Linked DNA regions of Homo sapiens: region 1 is linked to region 2. The links are chromatin loops, found by intact Hi-C in ENCODE. Cell type or tissue: endothelial cell of umbilical vein. All regions are shown on one strand. Links, peaks and the distances in the headings refer to the core of each region. The heading gives the core; the rest is flanking DNA.

Region 1 (10,105 bases), core at 2,880-7,879, 440 kb before region 2:
TCTGGGTTTTGGGTGACATAGTAAATAAAAGGGAGGTGGGAAAATTCTCAATTTAAATTGGAACTAGATGGCTTACATTTGAATCTGAGCTCTGGTAGTTATGTGTGACTTTGGACAATTTACTTAAACTGTTTGTGCCTCAGTTTCCTTATCTGTAAAATTCCTCTAATATTATAACTTCCTTCATTGAATTGTTTGAGGATTAAATAAGATGTTATAGGTAAATCATAATATGGTGCATAGAAAGCACATAATACATTTTTTATTATTTATTCCATTAATAAGAAATTAATTCAGCTATAGACTTCAGTTTTAAAGTGTGGGTATACCCTGAATGTTTAAAGCTGGTCAGTCCTTCCTACTTACGGTTTAGTTGAATTATGTCAAACAATATATTTAAATATTTTAAGCACTTCAATGTGCCAGCTGTGGAACTGAGGGCCATCCTTGTAGTATCTTCTCTAGTCCTGAAAACAATCTTACTATGTGGACCAATTATTCTTAGTGTATATATGAGGGAAATGAATCTTAAAGAGGTTACATACCTGTCTAAGGCCATTCTCATAGCTAAGGGGTGCGAGAATGGAATTTCTAAGTAGAATTTGGGCCATACCTCTTCTCAAATAGCCTACAGTGGTTATAATTCAGGATAAATCATTTTTACTGGGATGTGAGAAGGAAGGTAGAATGAAAAGTTAGAAATCTTGAAAAATTAATTCTGAACACCTTGAGTTTCTAAGAATTGAGAGAGAAGTCTTTTCACTTCCAATAACAAACTGCCCATTTTGCAGTTGTGACTAGGATTATAAGGTTGCCTACATGCCATGTGCCACCAAAGTCATCTTTTCCACAGCAAATTTCCATAGGGTGATGTTATGGGGGTTATGTTTAGTATCTCTGGGAAATTTAAAAGGATAAGTAATTTTAAATAACAATGAGTAATAATAATTGGACTGGAAATGTAAAAATTAACTGCAGACATAGGCATTATGCAAATACATACTTTTGTTTCCCTAATAATTCTCAAATACGTTTTTAATTTTTAAGAGCATTAGCATTTTCCCTGTAGTTAAATTAAAAATTTTCTGCTTTTAAGCAGATTCCATTTTCATATTCTTGATCTGGCTTTCTTCTATCATACCTCCAGTAAACTGACAATCTACTTATATATTTCTAGAAACTAGAGACAAAACTTCTTAATATTGCTTTTGCTCCTTATTAAGGACAAGACTGGCAAAATTTGTATGTTTCTCTCTCATGTCCTTTTACCACTGTCATTCTTCTCCTTGTCCTGTTGTCCTGTGCACATCTCCCCACTTCCCTGGATAAGAGCATAGGTAAAGGTAAAATGAGAGCTGGTCAGAACTTAGTGGCCTTTGGGTCAATATATTGCTCAACCCATATTCTTTTACTTCTGTATCAAATGAGCTGAGGGAAATCCTAAAGATGACACAAGGAGCTTCCATGGCTACAGAGCCTCCATATTCAAGTTCAAGGTAAGAATTAATTAATGTTAAACTGATATAATGCCTTGGGTTTAAGGATTTTTTCCCTAAAGGGTTGGACTAGGTCATTGGTTCCTAACTTGAAGGCCCCAGACTTCCTCCCTACCAGATATTTGCAAAGAATAAGGACTGTTATTGACAGTATGTTAAAAAAAAAACTCAGAAATCATACATTCAACAAAAGACAACTAAAAATTCAAGTTTCTTTGTTTTATATTCAAAGCATCAACATAATGTTTGTGTTAGCATGGGTCCTAATCAATAGCTCTGATTAGAAGCTTTATTTTTATAAGTTAAAGGTGTGAAAATAATTATTAATACACAAAGTTTGCTTGATGGACACTCTCATAGCTTAAACTACCACCTATAGTTTCATGCTCATAAACATTGTACTCTTAAGATCAATCTCTCTGTCAGTTCCCAAACCAAATATCCAACTACCCAACAAATCGAATCAACCCCCATATGTTATATTGTTCCTTTGAACTGAACTCTTATTTTTCCTCTTACTTCCTGACCCTTCCTCTGGCTTCCCTACTTTCATTAACCCATCACCCTCTTGTCAGGTCCCAAGCAGGGCATTATGGAATCACCCTTAGTTTTTCATCTCCCCCTTTCTCAAACGCAACCATATAATTCTGTCACTTTATTTTATTTCAGAAATATGTCCTATTTATGTTTCTCCAAGTTCATGTTCATGCCACATCCTTGGCCTAGGTCCTCCACTCATAGTTGATAGTATAGTTGGTAATGTTGAAAGTAAGCCCTAAATTCTGTTCCTGACTCCTGGCTCTTCCCTGTGAAGTGTGCTCAACCCATGTTCACCACAGATCTTATCGTGGTACTTTTATTTATAAAATCTCTTCCATATTACTCAAAGAGCAAATCCAAAGTCCTTAGCAAGGATACAAGGTCTTTAGATATATAGCCTCAATCTAATAAACTGCTCTTTTCCTGTGGCTTCTGATCCATACCTTGTATTCCACACTCACTGAAAGATCTATACCCACTCTCATGTCTGTATTAGCTTCCTTAGCTGGCACTGCTCCCCTCTACCTAATTTGTCTTATTAACTTCTACTTTTTTTTTTTAAGACCCAACTGATTATCATCTATCTTTAGCTTTTCCTTCAGCCATGATTCCTCATTTCTTTTCATTGTACTCTCACTATATCATTCTATTCATGTATTCATCCATTTAATAATCCATTGGTTGATATGTCTATCCATTCATTTGTCCATATATTCATCCCTCTAGTCATCCACCCAAATATTTGTTGACTTTCCACTATGTGTTCTAGTAACTGATGATACAGCAGAGAATAATACAAAGTACTTAACCTCATGATTTTTATACATTCTAGTGTGAAATAAATAATAAGCAAATAAATGTTAAAATAATATTACTTCAGGTAGTAATCAGTGCCATTAATAAAAATAAAGCAGTTTAAGAATATAGAGGGTAGCAGAAGTTGGGGAGTGTTACTATAACAAAATAACACAGACTGTAATTTATAAAGAACAGAAATGTATTGCCCACAGTCCTAGAGGCTGGAAAGTCCAAGATTAAGACATTGGCAGGTTTGGTTTTCCAGTGAGACCTACTCACTGCTTCCAAGAGGGAACCTTGTTGATGCATCCTCTGGGAGGAGAGGAATGCTGTGGCACACATGGCAGAAAGCAGAAGGGCAAGCTAGCCAAATGCTGCTGGAAACCTCTTTTATAAGGGCATTAATTCCATTCATGAGGGAGGACCTCTCATGACCTAATCACTTGTCAAAGGCCCTCCCTCTTAACACTATCACATTGGCAACACCTGAATTTTGGAGGGAACACATTCAAACCACAGCAGGGAGGCTGGCTGCATTAAATCAAGAGGTCAGGGATGGTCTTTCTAAGGAAGTGATAATTGAGCTGAATTAAGAGCAGTAGCCATGCTGGTAAACTTCAAATGGATTGGATTTGGGCAATGAGGGAAACAGGAATGAATGATGAAGTCTAGGCTGGAGACATGGGCAGCTGAGTGAACAGTGGCACCATTTCCTGAGATGAAGCAGATTGAAAGGGCGTAAGATAGAGGATAATATGTTTATTGTACAGTTATTTAATTACAGATTTACATCTCACATTAGTTTGTGCATTCCTTGCAGAGTTGTGACATGTTTTCTTTATTTTTGGACTAAATAATAGTGGCAAAATATTTAAAAATAAGTAGGGGAGAACTATGGGGGGAGGAGGCTCATAAAAAGGCCACTACATGGCAAAAACATGTAGGACAATTTTACTACTTTATTTCTAGAGTCATTTCTAGCTCTACAATTGTGTGGTCTTAAGTCTTAAAATTTCAAGATAAATTACCCAGTCATTGAAAATCAGGTACTTATTACCAACAGGTATTCAGAATACTATTCCTCATATACAAAAATATTGCCTTGTTCTCTAGAAGTTTTCAACTTAAAATAGCATCCTCAATATTGATCAGAAGAGCAAATTGGAATACAAATTAATAAAATAGCAAAAAAATTCTTAAATATGGTTAATATTAGAGAGGTCTTGAAGCAATACTATAAGCTCAATGCCATATTTTTATGACATCTTTTTGATTACTCACATGATCTATCTCTCTTTCAAACATGGATCACACTTGTGGATCATTTATCATGTTCTAAGGAGGCAACACATAATCATAGGAATAACAGAGGGAATGGAAAATAGAGCCTAGTGCCTCTTCTACCACTTACATTGGGAAATCAATTTGAGATTTCCAAACCTCATTTTCACTGACTAAGAAATAGGGATAATCATACAGGCCCTAAACATTTCATAGGGTTATAGTGGCCCTTAGCCAAGTGACTTTGTGGACTTAAAAGTTGTTCATAAATTGTAACGCTTTGCTCATAGTCAAAGTAATCCCTTTTGCTTGTAAAATATTTGGCATTTCCAAGCACTGCAAAAGCCTCAAAGACATAATCACTATTCCCAAAGAGCTTACCCTGTAGTAGGAGTAATATTAGCATACCCAAGGAACTGTATATCAAGACATAAGAGAGATGCAAAGCAAGATGCAGGAAGTGATACAATTAGTGTCATTTCTCATTGTAATTATTGCTGTACTAATTTATTTCCCATAGAGGTAATAAATTCCTGAATGGTAGAGACCATGTCTTGTCTAATATTATTATATTCCCATTATTGGCAGAAGTTAAGAGCTCAATAAAGATTAGTTATATCAATGAGCCCAAATAAGGAAGCTGGGCTGAGGAACCATTATCACTACATATATAATCTTTTGGTTTATATATATGGTTCCCTTGTTCCCCCTGTGTCTCCTTGCTTTTGGACTTTGGAATGTCCACTTTATGGAACTAAATTAGTTTTCTTGGGCTGTACTCCTTATTCTGGATGTCAGCTTACCCTCCTATAAATATTTCCAAAGACATTCCCAAAAGATATGCCCACCTCAATTTTCCTAAGAGAAGTATATTTCCCATAGATGTTTTAGCAAAGTTAGTTCAACTTCTTGAAGTTTGTGGAAAAGATGGTTTAGAGTTATAATTATTCTTATTCACTGATCTTAGTACATCTTACAATAGCTTATTATAGATATATTAGTAATTGCTTATACTAAAATTCCCCAACACCCCAGAGGAGTCATCAAGAGACATGCTCCCAGGTTATATCCTGACACCTCCAACTTAATCTGGTTAACTGTAGTAAGATTGTTACAGATGCAGGAAACAGCTGCAAAATGACATACTTTGCCCGGAAACTTGGTTTCTATGGTTTTAAGCCAAACTTGCTATCTCTTCTGAATACACACTTTTGTGCAATGATGTCTTTCCCACGTGCATTCCAAATACATGTGCCAATTTTTAAGTATGACTCAGCATGAGTATTGAACTTGCCTGTCTTCACAGAACACATGGCTCAGTCTCATGACAGGTTATACAATACAGAAAGGAATTATTTGATCATTTATGTTATGTCATAATTGTTTCATGGCCATTTAAGATCATGGTGCCCAGAGATATGCCATCAAATAAGTATAACTAGCTGGATGTTTTTGGTTCACGTGAGTTTTGTTGTTGGGTCATGCTGATTTGTGCAAAAAAACAAAAATCATGATGTATTTGGGAAAATTTCCTCTTTCAGAAGTCAGGAGGTCAGGATTCTGGTTCTATCTTTTCCACTAATTAATTTGATAACCTTGGAAAAACTATTTTACCTTTTAAAATCCACTATTATTACTGCTTAATAGAATTTCACTGAGTTTATAATGGTTCTTTCTAGCCAGAACATTCTTTACTGCTAATCACTTTTGGCATTAAATTACATTAGCCTGATTAATTACTTAGCTTAGGAAAAGCAGTGTTTAATAAAATTTTGAATAGCAGAAGGCAGATTATTTGGTGATGTAAATAAAAAGAATGCATTTGTATGTATCAGAAGCAGTCTAAGACTAGAAATTCTAATATATAGAATAATTCCAATAAGAACAATTCTAATTAGTTGTCCCTTAACTAAGAAACTAAGGGACTTGTTACCCTACCTAACACATTGTCAAGTGAGACTTGCTATTGTTCCAGAATTGGAAACAGGGATCCAGAATTAGAAGCAGAAGGACACATAGAATCCCCATGTTCTAATAAGGTTACTTAATGAGTACTATTGGGGCCAGACCTTTTCAGGTCTTATTAAAAGATGACCAAGTTGGCTGTTTTACTTCAAACATCACTGTATCCTGACTACCTATCTATATGAGCAGAAACTATACAGACTACAGAAATTTGAGAATAATTGGAGTCTAAGCAGAGATAACTGAAACACTTTTACTTCCTCTACAGAAGCGATAGATAGTGGTTCCTTGAGGAATCACTTCCTTCCCTGAGTCAAGAGATCCAAAGGAGCCAATCCTAGAGATTAGAGGAGACAGCCACTGGCATCTCATTCTCTGTGGGATGTATGCCCAGGTGGATAACTTGCTGAGCTGCTCTCTGTGTGGAATTAAGCAAAAGAAAAGGAACTGGAGAAATATGGCATAAATGAGGGAGGGGATAAAAATGGAGCAGGGGTACACCTCACTCCCCCTGTCATGGCAGGATGGATGCAATACTCATAGGCAAAGTATCTTCCAGGCAAAGGCAACCTAGAAGCAAGAGGCTGTGGGTTGAATGAGTATAGGAAGACACTTATGGAGATTGACAATGTCAATCTAGACCAAATATCCTCAGGCAGAAATTTTAGTTAGAAGACCCAACAAGGGTCATCTAAAGATCCCACTTATGTGTCCATTCGAGGGCCATCATATCAAGATCATCTCACAGAGAGGACTGCTGTAGCTATAGATAAGTAAGAAACGTTTGCTTCCAATCTTTCGTTTCTCCTGTCTGCTTCCCACATGCCACAAGAGAAGGGGACTCAGCAAGGGAACAAAGATGAGTTAATGGAGCACTCCATGCCCCTTCCTTATTCCATATTCTTCAGGCCACAGCTAACTTGAACTAGAGGAAGCGTGGATAAAAGACTAAAGTTTGAAATGACAAATTGGATCGAACTTTTTGATAACTGGAAGTGGCTGGAAAACTATGGAAATTGACTGAGATTTTACAAAGAGGTGGTAAATGAACAGCCCTCCTGGCATAGTGAAAGTCGTTTAAAAAAAAAGCCGAAAACCATTTTATTTCTGTATTCCACTGAATCCAGAATGTTCAACAATCTGGCAGCCAAATTATAATATTCTAATGCTTTGATTCAGAATTTTAAATGTAGGAATCCCGGCTTTGCTTCATATGGTGTTGTTTCTGTCACTATTGAGTGGATATGTGGCTACTTCTAGCTTAGTGTCCAGAATGTGTGGAAATTCATGAAACACTAGGGTCTACAAAAAGGAAAGAACATTGGGTTAATGTTACAAATTATTTACAGAAAATATCTGTACATTTTTTATTGGGAGACAGTTCTCCATGAATACTTTTATATTTTTGTATAGCTCAGGTTTCAATAGCAAATATGTGCTGGAAAGTAGAAATGGTGCATTGCTCCAGAAAGATTTAGAGACTCATCTCTCCAGAGCCACTTGCTTACGTTCCATGGTCAAGCCCTTCCCCTCCATTTCCCAGATGTATTAGTCTGTTCTCACACTGCTATGAAGAAATACCCAAGAGAAGGTAATTTACAAATAAAATAGGTTTAATCGACTCACAGTTCTGCATGGCTGGGGAAGCCTCAGAAAAGTTACAATCATGGCAGAAGGCACCTTTTCACAGGGTGGCAGGAGAGAGAATGAATGCCAGCAGGGGAAATGCCAGACACTTAAAAAACCATCACATCTCCTGAGAACTCACTCACTATCACGAGAACAGCATGGGGGAAACTGTCCCCAAGATTCAAATACCTTCCACTGGTCCCTCCCATGACATGTGGGGATTATGGCATTGCAATTCAAGATGAGATTTGAGTGTGCACACAAAGCTAAAAAAAATATAATCAGAGAAAATTTGGTTGCATTTCAGGGTAAATGTTTCTCTCTCTATGGAGAGGAGGAGGGGCACATGTCCCACGCTATGTAAGTTCTGAGTCATAATTTCAGGTTTCTTCTCCTGTTATACAAACCCCATTGCATGCCCAAATGAATAACTCGTCCTTATGCTGGTAGCAGAAGTGGAGCTAAAATGCTTCTGGTGGGGAAACTGGAGCTAAAATGCTCTATGAGAGCATGTTTTCTGTTAGTATTTATGGCATACACTACATATACATACATATAGACATATACTACATATATATGTGTGTAACATATGTTAATTTTTGTAAATAACAATAAAATAAAGGTATTAAATATTATGATGTTAAACAACTTTATTCTACTCATGTTTATAAAAATTCACATATACAACAAAATAGTCAGTTTTAAGCCCAGAAACTAGTATAAAGCATTTAATATTTTATTTTTACTGTATTATTAAATTTTACAAATTGTTTTGGTAATACTAATAGTTTAACTTGTTTGAAGAATTAAAGTACTTGGTTTGTATTTCTTGGGATGGCCCTAACACATTTGAACAACATTCATTCCGTTAGAAAAATACACTGTAAAGATCTATTATCAAGAAAGAAATTTCGTAAGTATTGAGTGCTATAGATTTTACAGTTAAGGTCTAAACTTGGTGCATATTTTGAATTTTGACCCAGCTGGGTATATCTTTAAGGGTCAGTAGGAAAAATTGTTTTAATGAAGATCTGTTGAGGTTCCCGACAGCAACCTTGGCTGGATGAGCTGGGTTGCTTTAGGTCAATGGCCACATTCCTTACTTTCCTGCCAAATGTAGCACAGAGAGAGGGAGTTGAGGTATGAAACAATAGGAATTAGTGAGGAGGGATGATTTTGAGTGTAGAACATCACAGTACCACTTTTCCTGTCCTCCTGCCTTGCTCCAGGGCAATTGCCCTGGGTCCTTAGCAAGAAGGAGACAAAAATGAAATAGTAGATCTAATCAGATGGAAGATTTCATCTTTTGTGCTGAAGTAGAAGAGATAACACAAAGTAGTATATTTTGTGATCAAGTTGAAGATGGTTCAACAAACAATGAGCTCCTACTGTGGGTAAGGTACTGTGCTAGGCACTCAGGTCTACAAGATGGATAAGATGGAGTTCAAAACTGTGTCTGTGTGTCAGGGGGTGAGAGGGTTGTTGAAAACCAGAAAAAGGATTCCAATGTAAAGTAGTAAGTACAGGGATAGAGAAGCAAAAACTCAGGCATGGGAAACAGTATGGTGTCCAAGGAGAACCACAGCAATTAAATAACAGTAGAACGGCAGTCCTTAATCTTGGCTGCATAGTAGAATCATCTCATGAACTTTTAAAAAATGCCCATGACCAGGCCTGACCCAAGAGAAATCAAATCTGAATTTCCGGAGGTGGGGTCCAGGCACTGGTAATTTTTTAAAGCTTCCCAGGTGATTCTCATTGCATTCCAGTTGAAACCCACTGTAATGGTCATTGAGGGTGAATAAGTATTTGAAAATGCTATGTGAACTACAAAGCCCCACTCCGCTGCCAGACTGAGAGCCCTTTAACATAGAGATCATGTCTTATTTGTCTTTATATCTCCACACTTACCAATATAGGATCTGTCACATAGAAGAAGCATGGTATATATCTGCTGAATGGGTGAATGAATGAATAAATCAACAATGCGAATAAACACATATTGAAGTCTTGAAACAGCATTTAAACAGAAAAAAAAATGATTAAAGGGAAAATATGCACTTACGGTTTATATTCAAACAGAAAGTTTAGACAGGCATATAAACTTATGGACTGATTCAAATTAAGTTGATTTATTGCAACTTTCAAACATAATGTGAATGAACCTTAAAAATATATACAGAAATATGTCCCTGCTTTTGAGTGCTCCAGCTGAGAACATGGCTTGGTGAACAGACAATTTAAACAACAACAGATCCCAGAAAAAAAATTCAATATTTGAAATCAGAACACAGTGGAAATCTTGGAAAGTAATCATGTTTTATTTGGAGCCTCCCATTTTTATTTTGAGCCTCCCATTTTAATTTTTTAGATGGCCTGGTTTTGAATAAAATCAC
Region 2 (10,105 bases), core at 1,670-6,669:
TAAGTCCTTTATGTAACATTTTATAGCTTTACACATAATTCAGTAATAAGAGGAAAAAGAAGAAACATTCCATATTTTCTCTCAAAATTATTTAGTCACATATATTCTTAATAGAATTCTTAAGAGAAATTATCAATTTTCATGAAATGACCTTAGTTATACCTTTGGTATAAGGATATTTTAAATTATATTAACAGTTTCATATTATAGTTATTGATAATAATGACAAATAATTCTCCAAAATATTCTAGCGGAAAACTGGAACTTTATTCCCTTTTTCATATACTCAAAGCATCATTCACTTCAGTTATTGCTATCATAACTTACAACTCAATAACGATTGTTGTGGGCAGCAAGCCACCCAGGCGCCGAGGCAAGAGACCAAGGACACGAGCTGTTCCAGTATAATAAAATATAAAACAAGAATAGTTATACCAGATATAGATCTTAGATATGATTATATATGAATATCATTAATCATTAGTTTCTAAACTATTTATAAGAGGTAACTAATACATAATAAAGTGAGCAGATGAGGTGCAATAATATCTCATCCATATCTATATCTATAGTGTTTATCCTGTATCTCAGGAATAGCAGTTAACAGCACAACTCAGAATAGAAACCCCAGTGTGAACCCCAGCCTAAGTTTCAGGTTGAAGCAGAATTAACTGACTAGAGTGGATGAGTGGAGTTGGTCTTTATTATTAGTGATCTGAATTTTTTTTTATTAAATACAATCACAACCATTCATGTACGGTGCCAAATCTTGTGCTAAGCCCTTTACATAGAATTTCCTCATTAATGATTATGTACTTGAAGCTCTAAGAAGTAGATCACACATAAGTAGCAAAGCCAAGAGTTGAACCCAGGCTCTCTGAGTCCAAGGTCAAGATCTTAATCTCATATGTAAATAGGTAGGTAAAAATTTAAAAAACTCAGGAGTTCAAGGCTGCAACGTGTTATGATCTTGCCACTACACTCCAGCCTAGGCAACAGAGTGAAACACTGTCTCTAAAAAAGCAAAAACAAAACCACACCATATTCTATCCCTTAATACATTCTAATAGCCAGAAAACTAAATGGTCAATTTCAAATAGGCAATTTGAAAAGAAGTACAAATGACTCTGAAAGTCAGAAAAGCTGTCGAATCTCTACTAATCAGGAAAATATGAATTGAAACAGCAATGTATTATCTGTTTTATCATCCATTATATTTGGATGTAAGTGTTAAAAACATTAACAATATCTGTTTTGGGTGAAGATGCTGATCTTGCTATTTCCTGTTATGTTCTGGAGATTTTGGAGAGGTGCCTGTCTCCCCTTGTCCTGGCAGCCTGTGACACTGTTATCACATTTCCCTCCCTCTGCTAACACAGAAAACCCCATGGCTAGCCCCACTATGTGTGTTCTAAGTTGAAGGAAGATATCACATCTGAGTTCCCTTTCTACTGAATCAGAAGCCTCTAGCAACCTCTACTCCTTCATTGTGACAAAGTAGCAGTGGGGTTTCAAGGTCTGACTTACCTGGCATTTATTCCAGTTCCAAGACTACCACATGCACCAGCACCTGTGCTGCAACCCTGCCCCTGAGGTCACTTCTTTTTCACATTCCTTTCTATCGATTTTGCAAGGCCCATTCCTTGCTGCTTAATCTCACTTCCTCTGACTTAACCCATTTCCTGTCTAGTACCTGTTTGCTCCTCCCTTCCTCTGGCACTCAATGTCCTTGTCTGCCTTATTTATAGTGTCTGCAAGATCTTCCTTTTCCCCTCCAAGCTTTCCTGGCTACCCTTGTTCCGAAGACCTGAACACCCTAGTTTCGCAACTTTGGGAATTCAACAACCAGTAAATTTTTTGTAAAATGTAGAGAATTGTCAGAAAACTGCCAAGTGTCAATTTTGCCAAGTTGGCCCATCAAAAATAAGAAATACCATCTATCATCACCCTCATTTTGTGAACAACAAGCATTTTAAGTTTAAAAATGGGGAAAGGTCATAATCTCAGACAATAAAAGTGTTTCTCAAAGAATACCAATTAAACAACTTTGGGTAGAGGAGAACCCTGATGTGGGGGAGGGATCTATGACTAGAAGAAGCTGATGTATTAGAAAACAGTCTGTCTGTCCAGCACAGGGATCCTCTTGGAAGTCAAAGCAAAACCACTTTTTGCAGCCCATCCCCACATCCTCTCCCACCTCAAGGTCCCTTGCTTGAGTTCCTCATCTGCTTATGCTAAAGGATCACATTAGCTGCTCATCTCTCTCAGAAAACACCATGCATCAACAGCTGCTGGCAAGCCACGGTGGAAGTGCCAGCAAAAAGATGCTCACTCATGCCTGGAGTATGCTGCTCTCCATCAGAGACACTACATAGACCCCTCATTGTGTTCTACAGCTTAGGGTACTTTAAGCCCCTCCCAAAGAGTAGAGTTCTTGACAGGCAGAGAGGCTGTGGAGGTGTGGAGGAAAAGCCTCAGCAGAAGTATTAGGGTGAAACTAGACAGTGGTGTCCCTATAGTGCTCATTTCATCAAGGATATGTAACTGTCCATAGAAAGGTTTTTAGGGCAATCACTGGCACGTACTTCAGGGTAAGATTTTAAATCCAAAGTGTTCTAATTATGGAGAATATGTTTAGGTGAACATAGTTCTTGAAATGCAGCTCTTTTCTTATAATCAAGTAAATTTTATTATTCATCCTGATTACTCATCAAAAATTTGTTCCAAAATCACAAGCTTAAGTGAATAAATGGCTTTTTTTGTTGTTATTAAATGCCTAGGTTCTAAGGTGTCAACTACTAGGTTCCAAGGTTTCAGTCCTCTCTTGTTATCAGTGGGGGATTGGTTTCAGTAGCCCCCACAGATACCAAAATTCGAGGATGCTCAAGTCCCTGATATAAAATGAGATAGTATTCGCATATAGCCTATGTACATTCTCTCATAATCTTTAAGTCACCTCTAGAGTAGTTATAATATCTAATACACATAAATGCTATGTAAGTAGCTATTATACTGTACTACTTAGGGGATAATGACAAGAAAAAAAGTCTGTACTATTCAGTACAGATGCAATTATTTTTCCGAATATTTTCAATCTGCATTTGGTTGAATCCATGGGTGTGGAACCGCAGAAGTGCTAGCAGATTTTGACCTGCATGTGCTAGCAGTAGAAATATCCTCACCCTCTGACTCAGGGCATCAAATCTTATACTTCTTATCAGGAAGCAGTGAAAGGAAATGGAAGGAACAGAGATAGGCCCACGGCCAAAAGGGCCTGAGTTATGAAAAGAAATTGGTCAACTTGGTCTACATGAGGATATCTGGGAAGGACAAACTGCATAGATGTCCCGCCTCCCCACGTGCCAAAGAAATATTAATGGTGTATTTGCTCCACTAACATTTGGTAGCAGAGGCAGTGTCTTGCCCCAGGCTTATTGCTAAATAATACAGAAGCTAGAAGGAAATGTAAGAAGAAAGTTGGGAATGTGAAACATGTGGTGAGGTCAGGACACACACACCCACATGCCCACACAACACATGACTATGTGGTTTTTTTCTATCACTGTGAACACAACTGCCATTTCTGTCACCATCATTAATTAAGAATGAAAATTCTTAAAACTTGCTGCACCATTCATCTGTAGAGCTAAGTAGGATTATTCCGGGCTTTCAGCCCAAGTTTTCTAAAAGCCTAGCTGATTAAAAGGCATTAACATTTGTGTTTTGCCAACACTGATTATACTGATTGCTGGCAAGTGTTTATGTGATAACCAAGACCTAACAAGAGAGATGCAGAAAAGCACAGTGAGCATAACACTCGTATATAAGAGATACCCACCAGTTGCTGAAGTAATCGCTTCTTCCTTGGCAAAGGAAGAAAGTTAACTCATCGTGGTCTTCAAGGCACCTTCTAGGGCTAACATTTTATGACTCTGTTGAACAGAAAACTTTTCAGAAGGCATCTGCCGAATAACATGAATAAAAATGCTTCAAAGGCTAGTTACAAATTTTAAGTACTCCATACTCTATTTTTGCCTCTTTTCCTTCTGTTTCTTACCCTGTATTCATTTTTCATTAATATTGCTAAACAAAGAGGAGAGAAAGAGAAGTTTTATTAAGTCAAATTTGATGGGATAGAAAGTTGAAGTTCTGAGATTATGCACAGAATTTTCCCACGTTTAGATTCTCTGAAATATGTCTTTCTTCAGTGGCTTTGAACAGGAAGAGTTAGCTGTGATTTGAACCTTAGCAAGCTTAAAGATTGGTTGTAAAAGCACCTCTAAAGGAGAATGCTGGCAGAAAATGCAATGAACTTCTGCTAGAGACCTCAACACAGCTGAGAATCTGGAAATTTGTGCTATTTGTGATAAGAATTTAAGCAACCAAAAGTCTTTTGTTTTTTGAAAATGAAACAAAACAAAAAGCAGCGACTTGCAAGTATACAGGAAGCTTATCTCCTTCAGTTCAGGAGTATTTGTTTGCCAACTAAGGGTTACTTTTCACAAATGTAAAGTTAAGTCAACAACTTTCTTGGCATTTATGACACTATATATAAAAGAGCCTGTGAAATATGAAATGAACTTTTCAGGTTTTGAAATTGATACACCAAGATTAGGAAAATAAACCGTTTGATGAGTGTTTTGCTGGCTCATTTAAACTACATTCCCAGTCATAACTCTTGATTTCCCAAGCAAGGAAACAGAAAGAGAAAGAGAACACAGTATGTTCTGAACAGAACTGAGTGCTCCTTGCATGACTTAGGAGTTAGATCCACGTGAAACATTTATGCTTACCATTACTTACCACTCCCATTGTTACTATTATTAATGTTGTACATTAGAATTAAGTAGTTTCCAGAGTGCTTTCATATATTTTTTTCTCATTTTTACATGACTTCCCAATACTGTGATGTAGATTAAACAGGAAGTATTCAGATATATTAAGTAATTTAGCATCCATCACCATTATCATCACCATCATCATCATTTAATGAGCACTTACTATTTGCTAGGCCCTGCACTCAATGTCTTATATGAATCATCTCAGTTAATCTTCACAACAATTCTATGCAATTGGCATTATTATTGTCTGTGTTTTATAGAAGAGAAAACATGGTTGATTGGGAACTGGAATCTGGAGCTTATGAGACCAATTTCAGTGTTCTCTCCATATTGTTTTAATAAGAGTTTAAAAAGAACAAAGAGAATCCTAAAGTTTCCAGTTCATTTCATATCAGTTTCTTTTAGACATAAATAAGACAAGAAAGAGACCATGAAAAGAAGGTTAAATTTTCAGCCTCTTCCCAAAATAAATACTTACAAAAATGCAATAGGCAAAAATATTTGCCATATCTTTTGGAATTTTGTAAATTGCAATAAACTTGCAATTCCACTGTATTTGCAGCTAAATGCAAAATTCTACATTTAATCCTGCTACTGACCAAACCATGTCTTTTTGTTAAAAAAAACAAAAAAAAATGTCTCTGTTAAAAAGCCTGACAGTGTGGTGTAGCCTACCATGACTGATAAAGCTCTTGAGCTTCCAAACCAGCCTGGTTGCAGCTTGGTTGGTCTTTAACTAGGTCAGATTCAATTTCCACTCAGTAAGTCTTTAATCAGTGTCTACTACATGATTGGTGTCAGGAGATGTGGAAGTAGACAGAACACTGGTTGTTTCTGCTCTTCTGAAGCTTACAATCAGACCAAGACAGATATAAGAGATGAATTATAGTGTAGTTTCACAACAGAAGATTTATCCTTGTCTTGGGACTTACAGGCACCTTCCCTGAAAAAAAAAATGGCATTTAGATGATACCTGAAGGAATGCCATTAGTCTGATGGAGAAATGGCATGAGGACTAGGAGACATTCACAAACTTAAGCAAAATTTACATCCCCCATGAGATGAAGGAGTTTTCCATAACCTACTACAAGGTAGAGGTTTTGAAAGAGAAGAGGTTAATATATAAAAAGTCAATCTTTAAAACATTTTCCTTGGTCAAGAATTCTCACTCTGAAGAACCTAGTTTATAACTGCCTATTCTGGAAGGAGGGTGAAAGCAACACACTACTGATGGTATCTTAGCTAATTGCAATAATGGTTTCATCAGCATCAGGGAAAAAAAGTAGGGTATGTATTTAAAAGCGCATAAGACAAGAAAGTACAGATTGAAAAAACTGATTGGAGAAGGAATAAAAATAGAGAAAAGGGAGGAATACTCTAAATTAAATAGAATTATAGTAAGAAAAACTAAAAATTTTACTATGATGAGCTCTCAATTACTTGCACGTGGCTGGAATAATTTACAACATATCATTCCATATTCATTTATACTGCACTTGGGACTACAAGGGAAGATTACATATTTGAGCAGATTCACTTTCCTATGTTTTGCTTAAGTTGGTTAAGACTATGTATGGGAAGCAAAAATACAGTAGAATCCTGGATTATTTTCCCTTCCCTTTGAATGTGAATTCCCAATTCACTTTAAAAATTATGCTTTTGTTTTGGATTGCTGAAGACACCAACTGACAGAATAAGAAAGCTGCCCATTGAGTGCTAGGAAAGGAAGAAACTGATAGCTTTCCAGAAGTAATCCATGCACTGAATAACCTCTATTTGTCCACCTCTATACACACATCAATCTTTTCCACCCTGCTCTGTGCTCCAAAGGTTGACCTGCATCAAGGAGCCCCTTGAGCTTTCAATTGGGTGTGGTCAATGGGAAGCACCAGTAGGAGATAAGAGAATGAGAGACCTATGAGATTAATGTACTCTACCTTCCCTGGGTGGTTTCCACTAAGGCTGCTCACACCCTCAAAAATAGTCCTGCATTAATCTCTCCTTAATGGCCTAAGCTTAATGTGCCATCTCTTTCCTCACCCCCAAAAATGGAAAAAGAAGTGCAATGCAAGGTTAAGGCAATGATGATAGACAAAGAAAAGGTATATTTATGAGATAGTATGTTAGATTAAGAAACCCATTTGAAAACATCTTTGAGAGATGTCCATTGTTTTCCTCTCATACCAAGAAGAGAGAGAACACCACATTAGAAGCAAATGAAAAAAGAGACAGCCAAACTATTTTGGACTGTGATTCACAATAACCCCTGAGGGATGGGGCATTTGGAGGAACTATTTGGGAGGAGTTGAAGATAAGCACATTGAACATTTCTGTAGCCTTTAAAAACAATAGTGCCTTCTAAATACTTACCTATGCAAATCTCCAGTGCCCTTTTCCCTCTTTGCCCAGGCTTAAGTAAACCAAGCCAAGATGACGTCAGTGGCCTCATTCTCACCTTCTTTCCTAAAGTGAATATTTTATAAGAATAGCTACCAATTTAGTAATCTTTTGCATAAGTATCAAGTTACAGACCTCAGTCTGCTGATGGTATAATGAGAAATAATAATTTCTTATCTCTTTACAACCACTGTGGTAAAGTTCTATTGGCTTCATCTCAGTTGTATACATTAAAAAAATACAATTTAGCTAGATGATAAATACTAACAAGTGAATCTCTCTCTAATATGTTTAAATCAATCATCAAATGTTTATTAACTACCTCTGCATCTTAGAGGGAAAAGAAGATATTACACTTCTTGAGGTAAAGCTGCTTATTTTAATGTCTCCCATCTTCCGGTGTTACTCCTTAAATAACAATGACAGCTAAATTATTTTTTCTCAGCCCAAGAATAATGCGTTGGGCTTCCTTTTTAATGACAACAATCTCTTTGTTGCCAAATGCTTCACGTCTTAAATAATGGCTTGGATCTTGGCTGCAATTACAAGATAAGCTTTTTTCTCATAACCTTTTCACAATAGATTTTCATCATCTCATTTATAAAGAAAATCAAAATTTGCATTCAACTTTAAGCTCTTGTGTCTAAAATTGGACACACCACTGGCACGTTTAGACAGTATTTATAAAGGAATAGAGTTTGCTTTAGAAGTTTTTATTTTTATTTAATTTTATCTCTAAAGGAAAAGAGAAGGAAAAATCTAATTGAAGTTAATAAAGAGCCAATAGAGGTTGAATGGCAAAGTGGCAGAGTAACTTAAAAGTGAAGACAATAAATATATTTCTATTAAGTAAAGTGTGCTAAGTCCAAGATATTCCCCAAAAAATCTATTTACCTTACAACATTTCTCAGTAACATCTGAGATCCAGATAATATGGCCCTACATGGATTTGATGTATAACAAAATGCATGTTGCCAGGTAATAAAGGCCACCATACCTATGAATTTGACACGGTGAGTGACATCTTCATTGCTCTGAATAAACCTCACAATAATAGCCATGGTCTAATAAAATCAAGATGTACCTAGGAGTTAGCAAGAAACTTCTTTCAGGCAAAGTTGTCAGTTCAATTTTTCCAGAACCCAAGCTGGGACTTTGTATAACCTGAGAGTAAACATCCCTCAGGCCAGGACTTGAGAAATACCAAACTCTAAACTTGCGGAGAAGTGTCTGTTCCTGATCCGGTGTTCCAGCTTCCTGGCTTGCTCTAAATGTCTCCTTCCTTCAATATTAGGCAAGTATTGCCAGCTTTTATGGTAGGTGGGATTTGCCCATATTACAGTCTGAAATCAGAGAAAACATTCAAAACTAAATGAGACAATGGCTAATTCAAAGGCAACATCTGTGGGAAATATGGTTGCAAACTAAGAAGGCAAGTTGTCTATCAGGAGACAAGTGATTCATAAATGTTTCTGGCAGGCACTCACACAGATGGAGTTGTACACACATGCTATTTTTTTTCCACTAAGATTTCTGCCTAACACAGAGTAAGTGATTGCAGGCCTGAGTGAATATGCATTGCAATCTGAAGCAAATGTAATGAACTTTCTGATCAAAGCACAATTGAATCTCTTTCCATGTGGAATTCACAACTCTGGCTTCTTCCTTTCAGTAGGCAACTTGGGGAGATTCTCCACTGAAATGTTTGTGCAGGTGCAAATATTGTGACTTCCCTCCTGGAGGGGATTTCAACCTTGACAGGATATAGAGGGAAGAAAAGTCCTGTGCTTATTTCCCAAGAGCTCTAGAAAAAAAAATGCCATAAATCCTGTTTGGGCCTAGGGTTGAGACATAGAGATGGTCTCTAAGTGAAAACATCACACACACAGAATTTGAGAATGGTGGAATTGGGGTCTTAAAAGTTCACAATCCAAACTTCTCATTGTACAGAAACTGAGATCCAAGAAAGTCAAATGATTCATAATTAGTCAATGAGGGAACCAGGATTAGAACCCAGTTGTCTTGATCCCTCTTGATTCCAAGTTTAGTAAGCTTTTTCCCCATTATGACATTGATTTTTTTTTCATTCATCAATTCATTGTCCACCATATGGCAAGCTATATTCTGAGTTCTGGACAAAGAACAAGCAACAAGACAGATAAAAGTTCTACCTCAATTAGTTTACATTCTTGTGGAAGAGATGAACAAAATTTAGATCAACAAATAGATAGTATCATGTCAGGTGGGTAAATGCTGCAAGGAGAATAAATGAAGGTCAAAGGATAGAGAATGATGAGGGGATGCTATACAAAAGAGATTAATCAGCCTGGGCATGGTGGCTCATGTCTGTAATCCCAGCACTTTGGGAGACTGAAGTGGGAGAATTGCTTGAGGTCAGAAGTTTGAGACCTGCCTGAGCAACATAGCAAGATCCCATCTCTATAAATAAAAAATTAGGCAGGTGGAGTGGCAGGAACCTGTAATGCCAGCTACTCAGGAAGCTGAGCTGAGAGCATCACTCAAATTGGGAATTTGAGGCTGCAATGAGCTATGATAGCTCCAGTGTACTCCAGCCTGGGTGATAGAACAAGATCTTGTGTCTAAAAAAAGAGAGAGAGGTGAGGGTTAATCAAAGGAACTGTCTCCAAGTGATATTTAAGCAGACTCTGAATGAAGTAAGGGTGCAAGCCACACAAGCAATGTGGGAAGAACTGTCTCACTGAGAGAACAATATGTGCAAAGTCCAGGAAGCTGGAATGAGCTTAGCGTGTTTTTGTATGGCTGTCATGGAATAAATGAAGGTGAGGAGGAGTGAAGAGGAGGGCAGAGAGGCCACTAGAGGGCTTTCAGCAGGGAAACAATGACCT

The links. Hi-C counts contacts between places; a loop is a spot of excess contacts. Peaks named below come from ENCODE experiments on the same cell type or tissue, not always from the same donor. Only the 100,000 strongest peaks of a DNase experiment are listed, where the experiment ranks them.
Region 1: a loop joins it to region 2, with 9 times the contacts of the local background. A loop is called at or near these places in 6 of 110 quality-filtered maps.

Annotation. Positions count from the first base shown.
Region 1 is chr3:99,103,381-99,113,485 of GRCh38, forward strand. No RefSeq gene overlaps it. Among named protein-coding and RNA genes, the nearest start is that of LINC00973, 190 kb to the left of the region's middle. In endothelial cell of umbilical vein, for the core only: no CTCF peak of the experiment used is centred there; a DNase peak (open chromatin) is centred at 5,331; H3K27ac peaks cover 1,590 bases.
Region 2 is chr3:99,541,680-99,551,784 of GRCh38, forward strand. All of the region lies in intron 1 of LOC105374007 (a long non-coding RNA gene), which reads right to left. LOC105374005 (a long non-coding RNA gene) reads right to left here and starts at 6,288. Exons shown (of 5, transcript XR_007095985.1): 1 at 3,839-6,288. In endothelial cell of umbilical vein, for the core only: no CTCF peak of the experiment used is centred there; DNase peaks (open chromatin) are centred at 2,342, 3,272 and 4,472; H3K27ac peaks cover 4,480 bases.